2 separate regions of the Homo sapiens genome follow, and region 1 is linked to region 2. Evidence: chromatin contacts called from ENCODE Hi-C or POLR2A ChIA-PET data. All regions are on one chromosome and are shown on one strand. The core of a region is the stretch at or near the end of the contact, and the rest is flanking DNA. Distances in the headings are between cores, read along the strand shown. Region 1 overlaps ABTB2 (ankyrin repeat and BTB domain containing 2). Region 2 overlaps ABTB2 (ankyrin repeat and BTB domain containing 2).

Region 1 (5,563 bases), core at 2,932-5,431, 40 kb before region 2:
TGTCATGCAGCACATGACTATTCCTACTACAGACTCCTCCTCTAGTATTTATCATGGTCTACTTAAATTATTTGTGTACATGTTTTTCCTCCCCTCCAGATTAGAAAACTGGGTCTTACTCACCTCTGTATTCCTAGCACTAAGCTTGGTATAATTAGTAGGCGTGTAATGAATATTTGGATAAGTGAATGAATGATGAGAACAGCATGGTAAATTTCCCTAGACAAATAGATCAATGGAACAGAATAGAGAGCCCAGAAATAGGCCTACATAAACATAGTCAACTCATCTTGACAGAGGAACAAAGGTAAACAATGGATAGTCTTTTTTTTTTTTTTTTTTTTTTTTTTGAGATGGAGTTTCGCTCTTGTTGCCCAGGCTGGAATGCAATGGTGCAATCTTGGCTCACAGCAACCTCCACCTCCTGGGTTCAAGTGATTCTCTTGCCTCCTCTCGAGTAGCTGGGATTACAGGCGTGCACCACCACCCCTGGCTAATTTTGTGTTTTTAGTAGAGATGGGGTTTCTCCATGTTAGTCAGGCTGGTCTGGAACTCCCGACCTCAGGTGATCTGCCCACCTCAGCCTCCCAAAGTGGTGGGATTACAGGCGTGAGCCACTGCACCCAGCCAAAGATAGCCTTTTTAACAAATGGTGCTAGGAAAACCAGACATCCACATGCAAAAATAAATAAATAAATGTAGACACAGACCTTACACCCTTCCCAGAATTAACTCAAATGGATCAGAGACCTAAATGTAAAACACAAAACTATAAAACTCCTAGAAGATAACATGGGGAAAAAAATCTAGGATGACCTTGGGTTTGATGATGACTTTTTAGATATGACACCAGACACCAAAAGCATGATCCAGGAAAGGAAGAATCAATCAGCTGCACTTTATCAAAATTAGTTTCTACTCTGTAAGAGACAGTGCCAAGAGAGTGAAAAGACAAGCCACAGACTGGGAGAAAATATTTGCAGCAAAAGATTCATCTGATAAAGGATTGCTACCTAAAATAATATGCAAAGAACTTTTAAAACTCAGCAATAAGAAAACAACCAATCAATTTAAAAATGGATCAAAGATCTTAACAGACATCTCACCAAAGATGATATGCAGATGGCAACTAAATTTGTGAAAAAATGTTCAACATCATCTGTCATTAGGAAATTGCAAGTTACAATGACCATACTAGGACATACCACTGCACACCTCTTAGAGTGGCCAGAATCCAGAACACTGATACCACCAAATGCTGGTGAGGATGTGGAACAACAGGAACTCTCATGCATTGCTGGTGGGAATGCAAAATGGTTCAGCCACTTTGGAAGACAATTTGGCAGTTCCTTAGTTACTCATAGGTATATGATACCAATACAATTCAGCAACTGCATTCCTTAGTATTTGCCCAAAGGAGTTAAAAACTTTTATCTGCTGGGCACGGTGGCTCATGCCTGTAGTCCCAACACTTTGGGAGGCCGCGGCAGGCAGATCATTTGAGGTTAGGAGTTCAAGATCAGCCTGGCCAACATGGAGAAACCCCGTCTCTACTAAAAACACAAAAATTAGCCAGTCATGGTGGCAGGTGCCTGTAAGGCCAGCTACTCGGGAGGCTGAGGCAGGAGAATCGCTTGAACCCAGGAGGCGAAGATTGTGGTGAGCCAGGATCACACCACTGCACTCCAGCCTGGGTGACAGAGTGAGACTCTGTCTGAAAACAAAACAAAACAAAAAAAACTTATATCTACACAAAAACCTGTGCACAGTTATTTATAGCAGGTTTATTAAGAATTGCCAAACTTGGAAGCAACCAAGATGTCCTTCAATATGTGAATGGATAGATAAACTGTGGTACATCCAGACAATGGAATATTATCAGAGCTAAAAAGAAATAAGCTGATGATGCACGACAGGCAAACCTCAAAATTAGGACTTATCCCAGGAGAGTTGTTGGCTTCGCCTAGGAAATAATTCAAGGGTGAGCCAGTGGTGTTAAACAGCTTTTATTGAAGTGGCAGTTTACAGCAGCAGCAAAGGTACTATTCCTTGTGGGTCAGGGGTATCCCATAGGCAGTGTGTCCAGAATAACAGCTTAGAGGCAGTTCCGTACTACTAGTACAGTAATATTTGTACCCACTTTTAATTATATGCAAATTAAGGGGTGGCTCGTGCAGAAATTTCTAGGATGAGGTTGGTAACTTCCAGGTTATCAGGTCATTGCCACGGAAAGAGGCAGGAACATCTAGGTGTTGCCATGGAAATGGTAAACCAACCATGGCACACTGGTGGGCGTGTCTTAATGGAAAGCTGCTTCTGCCCGGGACCTGTTTTAGCTAGTCCTCAATTTGGTCTGATGTCCAAGCCCTGCTTCTGGAATATCAAGCCATGCAGACATGGAGGAAACTTAAATGTATATTTCTTTTCTTTCTTTTTTTCTTTTTGAGATGGAATTTCGCTCTTGTTGCTCAGGCTGGAGTGCAACAGCACAATCTCAGCTCACTACAACCTCCTGCCTCCCGGATTCAAGTGATTCTCCTGCCTCAGCCTCCTGAGTAGCTGGGATTACAGGCACCTGCCACCACGCCTGGCTAATTTTAGTATTTTTAGTAGAGATGGGGTTTTACCATGTTGGCCAGGCTGCTCTTGAACTCCTGACCTCAAGTGATCTGCCTGGCTCGGCCTCCCAAAGTTCTGGGATTACAGGTGTGAGCCACTGCACCCGGCCTTGAATGTATATTTCTAAGTAAAGGAAGCCAATCAGAAAGGGCCATGTATAGTATGATTCCAACTATATGACATTCTTAAAAAGGCAAAACTATGGAGACAGTAAAAAGATCAGTGGTTGCCAGGGGTTGGGCAGGGAGGGATGAATAGGCAGAGCACAGAGGATTTTCAGAGCAGACTGATACCTGCTCATCATCAACTGAGGTGTCCCTTCTTCCAGGAAGCCTTCCTTGACCACCAAGCCTAGGTAGTCTGGCTTAGAGATCCTTAGTTTGGATTCCTTGTGCTGACTGCATCACAGCCCTTTGTATCCAATATTTATTTGGCTGGCATACTGTCTTCCCTCCTCCACTAGACTGCCAACTTCATGAGGGTAGGGACCCCCATTCACTTTCATATCCCCAGAGCATAGCTGCTTCTGGTGTATTATTAGGTAATCATTACACAGTTGTTGAATAAATGAGTGAATGAATGCAGAATAAATGAGCCATCTGTGGTGAGTAAATCACAATTTTTTTTTAAATCACTGTGGATCCTAGTGGCCTTTAAGAAAATAACAGAATCGAGTGGCCTTGGGTCTATCCCTCCTTCCTAATAGTGACAATAACTTTTATATAGTATCTGATGACTTCTTTGTCTTGAAGCCATCAGCCCTAGGAATCAGGCTATTAATAAAAATATTTTTATTTACTATATGCTTTACTGTGTGCCAAGCCTTTTGCTAAGTGCTTATTTACAAAACCTGTTTTAATGCTCAATCTTGTGAATTAGGAAGTATGATTAGGCCTATTATCCAGAGAAACAAATTGTGGCTCAGAGAGCTCAAGTAACTAGTCCAGAGTCACACAGCTAGTAAGTGGCAGAGCTGGGTTTTGAACCTCATTGCTCTGACTCATGCCCTTTAATTGTCTGAAGAGTCTAATGATCAATCCCTTTTGGAATTGGAACCGAAGCTGATTGAAGCAGGTTATGTTTATAAGCAGGACTCCAGTGCAGTAAATCTCTGATGAATATTCTCTGATGAATATACTCATGTTCTGTTAATAAACATCTTGGCCATCTGCCCTGGGCCTTGTGATGTTTGCATCTTTTCCTTAAACTCTCAAGGAGAGACTTGTGTTTGTGCCCTTTTGATCCCTTTCTTCCTCTCTGAGCTGGCACTGAGAGGTCACACCCACTGCCCTCTTTCTGTCCCTGGCAGCACTGATCCCTAGCAGGGGAAGGATGCAGCTCAGCTGTCACTCCCTGCGCTGGCTTTGCCTCCTCTCCCTCCCTCACCCCCTGCCCAGCAATGGCAGCATCCCACCAGTGGTGATTCGGCCACTGTAGCTGTAGAATGATCACACAGGCTCAGAGCAGTAGGTACACGGCAGGGCAGAGCATCAGCAAGATGCCACAGAAAGTCCCACTGGTGATGCAGTGCCTGAGTCACCACCACCTGGGGCCAGGCGAAGGGGCCAGATGATAGATACTTGGAATGAGGCATGCAGACAATGTCTCATCTACTGGTTAGCAATTTAGAATGGGTTCTCCCTGAGTTTCTTCCAAAAGCAGTACCCCCTCATTTTTTGGTAAAATTTCTATAAAACAACCAGGTTTTCCTTTCATGTACCTTTTTCTTTTAACCTCCATGAGCTCATAATAATTGTAATATTAGTTTTGTTAAAAAGTATGAAGAATAATGGGAGAAGAATCATCTAAAAGTATACCATGCAGAAATAAATTCTAGGCTCTTTATAGGTAACAAGATAATAGCGATAGTTTTGGCTGGGTGCAGTGGCCCACACCTGTAATCCCAGCACTTCGGGAGGCTGAAGTGGGAGGATGGCATGAGCCCAGCAGGTGAAGGTTGCAGTGAGCTGAGATTGCACCACTGCACTCCAGCCTGAGAGACAGAGCAAGAACCTGACTTTAAAAAAAAAAAAAAAAAAAAAAAAGTGGTATTTTTAACATTCACTTTTTCCTTTATCTAAAAATTTAATTTCAGATAACAAATGTTATACCATAATTCAAATTATGGGTGTTCTTTGCTCAGAAGAAACATTTTGTCACCCTCCTCTGCCTCTGATTACATCTCATCCCCTCTCTCATATTGCTCAAAACAGTCATTGTTCCTATGCCAGTAAGCCATATTCATTATAAAAAGTTTGGAAAGCATAGTAGGGCAGAAAGCATTTTTATGACCCTAGCATCAAGCGAACCACTCTTTTAGTGGCTGTTGAGAAGAAGGCTGATATTTAAGGTACTGAGTCTACGACTGCTTCATCTCCATCCTTAATTTCTCCATTTACTTTGTGTGTGTGTGTGTGTGTGTGTGTGTGTGTGTGTGTTTTGAATGTGCTGCCTTAATAGAAAAGTGGCTCTGTGTTGTCATTGGCTTACAGGAATTAGTGTGCTCACCCACTGCGGGTCAAGGACAGCGTATGACAAAGGACCGTGGTCATGTGGCGGACTGTTCTTTTCAAAGAGGCAGTAGTTCCAAGACTCATGCTCCCTGGGTCACTAAGTTCTTCATGTGTTACATCAATACTTTGGAGAGAGGCCACCCAGAATCTCTTAAAAAGTATTCTAAATAACACAGAGATATTTTTCCACAGGAAAAAGCTCAGTAGCTCGAATGTTAGTTTTCTGCCCCACATTGCCCAATGTTGTGACTATTGCACTGGTTTTTCCAGGGTTCACCTTTAGGTTTAATTTCCTGAAATTGATCTGCTTGGTTACACTGGCTTTATTTTATACTCTTTTGCAAAGAGGAGAAATGGCAGTGAGCAGATGGCATTTTATTAAGTTTTTGCTTCAAAAAAATTAAACAGCAATGTAGCATCCCTGCTAGTTT
Region 2 (6,056 bases), core at 2,127-4,626:
CCACAGATCCCAGGCTGGGGAGGTGGGTGGACCAAGGAGTAAGGCCTGAAGGGATCAGTTTGGGGGCCTTGTTTGTACATGTGGGCACCAGCCCCTCCCCAGAGGCAGAGGGCTAATCTAGATTTCTGTATATTGAAAGAGGCAGAGGGCTAATCTAGATTTCTGTATATTGAAAGTATTAATCAGTTTTCATTCAGGAAGCAGCATTCTGGGTATTGTAAGCAGGAGATGATTTAATGCAGGGAGTTGGGGGTTCACAGAATCATTGGAGGAGCTCGTGGAGCAGGGTGTAGGCTGAGCATCCAGGAATGACGAACTCGCCCATTAGGGGAGCTGCTCCCTGAGACAGCGCCTGGAACTGTGAGTTTGAACAACACCTCTGGAGCTGCAGTTCAGGAGTAAAGCTGGAATCAAGAAGGCGTTGCAGCCAGGCACGGTGCCTCATGCCTGTAATCCCAGCATTTTGGGGGCCGAGGTTGGCAGATCGCTTGAGCTTAGGAGTCGAGACCAGCCTGGGCAACATGGTGAAACCCCATCTCTGCTAAAAATATAAAAAATTAGCCAGGCATGGTGGTGCATGTCTGTGGTGCCAGCAATTTGGGAGGCTGAGGTGGGAGGTTAAAAAAAAGAAAAAAAGACTTTGCTATTGCTTTTATCATTTCACCATCACTACCACTACTCTGAAGCCTCAGATAGGTGGAAACTGGACTGGAATGTTCTGTAGGAAAAAAAAACCCTCAGTTTTCATGACCTGGTTTGCTAGCAAAAACAGACAAAGGGAACACAAAGGTGGCCTCTGCCTCCCATTCACTTACCAAATTTCATGCAGCATATCTTAATGATAAAACCTAATTTCCAGAATCCCAGCTGCAAAGGAGACTGGGAAATGCAGTTTTCAATTTTCCACCTCACCAGCCAAGATGGTAAAGTGAGGGCTGAATGAGCCCAGTGTATACCCAGTGAGTCCAGTGTATACCCACCAGGACTATCAATACTGCATTTTCTCAAGTGTTGAGTTCTAAGGAGCATGAGGCAGGGGGATGAACCAAGATGCCACCTGATTAGACTTCATGATTTCCCGAATTCCCTCTTGGATTTCCCCTAGTGCAGCTAGGAGATGCCCTCTTAGAGTTTTAGTAGCCACACGTGGTGCTTTGTCTTGGCTGTTGGCCACAATAGGGAAGAATGGCTGGCAAATCCACGGATTATCTTTTTGTTTACACTTCAGTCTCCAATGCTGATGGTTGAAATAAAGGCTTTTCCTGCAATCAGAAGGACTGATATATAGAAGCATGTCTGTAAGCTTGCCTTCCAGCCCTGTAATATAAGAATTGTGAAATCTAAAAATATTTGGGGGGAATTGGGCATTTATGTTTAAGGGAACTCTTATAAACAGAGGGATAATTCATGAATAGATTGTTGTTTCTTCCTAGACTACACAAGATCCCCCCATAGAATCTCAGCTTCCTACTCTAATGAGTCAACACTAGGCTCTTGAAAATTATACACCATTCTTTTCTGGGCAGAAACATGACTTGGTCCATAACTGAAAACCTGGGTACACTATAGTAAGTTACTGATGTTCATCCATACTTTTTGTCACTCAGCAAAACTTTCTACTAATAATTTTGTTTGTTTGTTTGTTTTCTTGAGACACGGTCTCTCTTTGTCTCCCAGGCTGCAGGGGAGTGGTGCGATCATAGCTTACTGTAGCCTCCAGCTCTTGGGCTCAACCTGTCTTCCTGCCTCAGCCTCCCAAGTAGCTGGGACTACAGGCGTGTGCCAGCAGGCCTGGCTTCAGTGAACATTTATTGAGGACCTGCCATGTCAGGCCCCAGGCTGGTCATATTTCAGAGAATACAGAGATGAGGAAGTCATTGTTCCCGTGCTTAGAAGGAACAGTCTGGTTAGGAAGACAACATGCATTCATGGCTATTGCTGTAAAGGAAAGTTTTCAGTGATCTCAGAGCAGGAAGATATTTCTTTCTCTTTTTTTTTTTTTTTTTTTTTTTGAGACGGAGTCTCACTCTGTCACCCTGGCTGGAGTGCAGTGGCATGATCTCGGCTCATTGCGATCTCTGCCTCCCAGGTTTAAGCGATACTTATGCCTCAGCCTCCTGAGTAGCCGGAACTACAGGTGAGTACCACCACGCCCGGCTAACTTTTGTATTTTTAGTAGAGACGGGGTTTCACCATATTGGGCAGGCTGGTCTCGAACTCCTGACCTTGTGATCCACCTGCCTCAGCCTACCAAAGTGCTGGGATTACAGGCGTGAGCCACCGCACCCAGCCCCCCTTTTTTTTGGGGGGGTGGGGAGAGAGAATCTGGGAAGGCTTCTGAAGCAGGTGGCATTGGAATGGAGTCTTGAAGGATAAATAGGATCTAGACAAGCAGGGGTGAGAGCTGTTCGTTCTCATGCATAGATGGGAGCAGGCAGGGTGGGCCTGAGGTCCATGAGTGCTGGTGGTGTGTCCTGGTAACAGGGGTGAGTCACGGCAGGAGATAGGGTGAGGTGAGGTTCTGGGAGTCCTTGAGGGCCAGAGATAGTGAGGCTTTACTGGCCTGTGGCCCTCCCCTTCATACAGATTGGTATGCTCAGTGGACCAGTTAAGTGGTTCAAACCCAGGAATATTGGAAATGACAGAACCAGAACATCAGAATACCTTCCCAAAGGAAAGACCTTTAAGATCACTTCTGATTACAGAAAATCCCTAACTTATGATGGTGCAACTTACAATTTTTCAGCTTTACAGTGGTGTGAAAGCGATATGCATTTAGTAGAAACTACTTCGAGTACCCACACAACAATTCTGTTTCACTTTCATACAGTATTCAGTAAGTTACACTGATGTTCAACATTATTATAAAACAGGTTTTGGCTTATATAATCTTGCCTAACTGTAGGCTAATGTAGGTGTTCTGAGCATGTTTAAGGTAGGCTATTCAGTAGGTGAGGTGTATTCAATGCGTTTTCGCTTAGGATATTTTCAACTTACTATGGGTTTATTGGTATGTAACCCCATCCTAAGTCAAGGAGCATTTATATTTGTTTGCCACTTTTTAAAATAAAAGCATTCTTTGCCCTCAAGGAGAGAAGAAACTTTTAGAACTCTGGAGATGACCCGAGCTTTTGGAGACCTGAGATAGGGGTTCCGAGGGCAGCCCAGGCTGACTCCCTGGAGGTGGCTTACTTCCTAGCCAAGGAGAGAGAATGGACATCTTTTCCCTGGCGGGAGCACTTAGCTGCATGTCAAGGGGAGAGACCACAGTGACCGCACAGGCGGGACGCTCCAAGAGCCCCGAGGGAGTTGGGGTGGCTGGAGGCCTGGCCGCCTGCCCCTGGCTGCCTGCCCGCTCCCTGGCTTAATTTGTAAGGAAGGACAAGAGTGGCATCGGGAAGGGCTGGGAACAGGCAGGAGCCGGGAGGCTGACTTTTGGGCTGTCATCAGAGAGAACAGCATGAGTGAGGGACAGGGCTCCAGGGCTGCCTTGTTCCTGTGATGGAGCAGGGAAAGAGCTCCGTCCATTCTGGGCAGAGCAGGTGGGTGTCCCACGAAGTCATGAAGCCACAGGCTGCCATCCGGGCCCCTCGGTGGCGGGGAGGTCTGTTGGACGGCGAAGTGGTCTCCTGAGGGGGCTCCAACACGGAGCCTTGCCAGAGCTGGCAGAGGACAGAAACGCGTCCCCGCCCCCCAGCTGAATCTGAGCCGCTCGCCGAGGGCAGGGGCGGGCGCGGCCTGAGCCGCAGTCAGGGCCCAGCACAGGCTGTGCACATGGCGTCCCCTGGTGGCACAGAGCGGGCCTCATGAGCGGCGCCCCGGGAGTTTGCAGCTCTAAGCCTGCCGCCGCCTTTCCCTGCTTTTGTGGGCTCTTAGTGATACTCGGACCCGCTAGGACCATTCCTCCCTGTGGGACTTGAAGCCGCTACTCTTTTTCTTTCTTTTTTTTTTTTTTTTTTTTTTTTTTGAGACGGAGTCTCGCCCTGTCGCCCAGGCTGGAGGGCAGTGGCGCGATCTCAGCTCACTGCAAGCTCCGCCTCCCGGGTTCACGCCATTCTCCTGCCTCAGCCTCCAGAGTAGCTGGGACTACAGGCGCCCGCCACCAAGCCCGGCTTATTTTTTGTATTTTTTAACAGAGACTGTGTTAGCCGGGATGATCTCGATCTCCTGACCTCGTGATCCACCCACCTTGGCCGCCCAAAGTGCTGAGGTTACAGGCGTGAGCCACCGAGCCCGGCCGAGGCCACTACTCTTTTCTGAGCACCAAACTGGGGGCAACCTGGCCTGGCACACGAAGTGGTGTCAGCCCACCTCAGTCTAGGTGCCAGATGAGGAAGGAGTGGTCATTAATGTTGTACAACAGCCTAATATGCATCATCCCATTTGGCCTCATGACAGCCTCCATAAGGAGGTATCACACGTGTGCTACAGATGGAGAACCAGACTCGAGTGTGCTTGTCGGAGGGGATGGTGACCTGACCCTGCTGGTGGCAGCCCTGGGTTTGGACCTGGGTCTGTGAGACTCTTAGCTGTGCAGCCTCTCCCCTCTGCATAGAAGAACACTTGGCGACCCTGACTGAACTCTTTGGAGGGGGAAAGGTCCCCAATTCCACACACTGGGGAACTGCTCCTTCCCTGGGCCACCTGAGGGCCCTCAGGTTCTGCTAATGGCCCATGATGGAAATTCCTTCTGTGCATTGCAGGTAGTCGGGGTCTCTGTGAGCAGAAAGAGCAGGTCCCTTGCAAGGGGTGATCAGCCTTGGTTGCCACTTGTGAGCATGTGTGTGCTTAAGGGGTCCCCTGCTGCCCTTCAGGGAGCACTCTCTCTAGGCCTGACCCTCTGCTGCCCAGCAGGGAGCCCCCCACCCTAGGACTGACCCTCTCTCTGCTGCCCCACAAGAAGCACCCTCCCAGGCCTGACCCTCTCTCTGCTGCCCTGCAGGGACCCCACCCCAGGCCTGACCCTCTCTCTGCTGCCCCACAGGCCCTTCATGCTGCTGCCGCCCCTCATGGAGTGGATGCGCGTGGCCATCACCTACGCAGAGCACCGCCGCAGCCTCACCGTGGACAGCGGCGACATCCGGCAGGCAGCCCGGCTGCTGCTGCCTGGTCTGGACTGTGAACCTCGGCAGCTCAAGTATGAACCAGGGAGGAGGGAGGGCCCCGGCATCCATGACCTGCCCCCAGCGGCTCCCCTCTGCTCGCTTCTTCCCCAGATGGCTGGGCGGGGGTCAGAGAGCAGGGGCTGCAGCACATTTGAGCTGTTCTAAGGGTGTCCTCTGCAAAGGCCAAGCCTGAGTATGGGAACAGATCTATTGTAGACTTTGGCTGCTGTCTGGAAACGTCTCCTGCAGCTGCTGGTCTGCTACACAGAGGAGACACACATTGGGACTGGGGCAGGAGAGCCCACACATCTAACTCTTTGGGATACTTGGGGACTGAGGGGCAGAAGTGGGCCCGTTCTTTCCTCTGTTCCTGTAATTGACACCACATGGAGCCCTTCCTGGGTGCAGGTGCTGTGAGCCCTTCCTCTTTATGTGCATTATCTTAGTCCTCATGACAAGTGCAGGGAAGAGGCAATCATGCCCATCTTACAGATGAAGAAGCTGAGGGTCAGAGGGGAACAGTAGCTTGCCCACAGATACTCAGCTAGCACTTTACCGTGCCCAGATTTGAACCCAGGTCCATACGGCCTCCAAGCCTGTGCTCCTAATTTCCTTCCCTAAATGCCTCTCACAGTAGACTTGTTTGCTGAGGAGCTTTTCTAGAGAAGCGTCCCTGGCCATCCTAGGCCCATGAGAGCCTTTTATCTATCTATCTATCTATCTATCTATCTATCTATCTATCTATCTATATACACACACACACACACATATATATATATATATATATATATTTTTTTTTTTTTTTTTTTTTTTTTGAGACAGAGTTTCACTCTGTTGCCCAGGCTGGAGTGCAATGGTGTGATCTCGGCTCTCTGAAATCTCTGCCTCCTGGGTTCAAGCGATTCTCCTGCCTCAGCCTCCCAAGTAACTGGAATTACAGGCACGCACCAC

The links. A loop is a pair of places that touch in the nucleus more often than their neighbours do. ChIA-PET counts read pairs that join two places held with the same protein, here RNA polymerase II (POLR2A). Pooled maps may share reads with other maps.
Region 1: a map of MCF 10A shows a loop between it and region 2 (8-fold over the local background). The contact joins two enhancer-like sites. A Hi-C loop is called at or near these places in 4 of 168 maps with a recorded cell type or tissue (HepG2, MCF 10A, endothelial cell of umbilical vein and 1 more), 3 of 37 single-sample maps with no recorded cell type and 7 of 50 pooled maps. POLR2A ChIA-PET finds 5 or more read pairs at or near these places in 12 of 52 experiments (A549, GM12878, HEK293T and 9 more).

What each region holds. Positions count from the first base shown.
Region 1 is chr11:34,213,634-34,219,196 of GRCh38, reverse strand. The region is part of intron 1 of ABTB2 (ankyrin repeat and BTB domain containing 2); the gene reads left to right. Among named protein-coding and RNA genes, the nearest start is that of NAT10, 110 kb to the right of the region's middle. Within about 2 kb of position 4,181, at least 7 of the 41 ENCODE cell types and tissues checked have a DNase peak (open chromatin) inside an H3K27ac peak, as active enhancers do.
Region 2 is chr11:34,172,236-34,178,291 of GRCh38, reverse strand. It overlaps ABTB2 (ankyrin repeat and BTB domain containing 2), which reads left to right. Exons shown (of 17, transcript NM_145804.3): 4 at 4,985-5,137. Among named protein-coding and RNA genes, the nearest start is that of NAT10, 70 kb to the right of the region's middle. RefSeq lists enhancers at 2,866-3,786, 3,787-4,709. Within about 2 kb of position 3,376, at least 7 of the 41 ENCODE cell types and tissues checked have a DNase peak (open chromatin) inside an H3K27ac peak, as active enhancers do.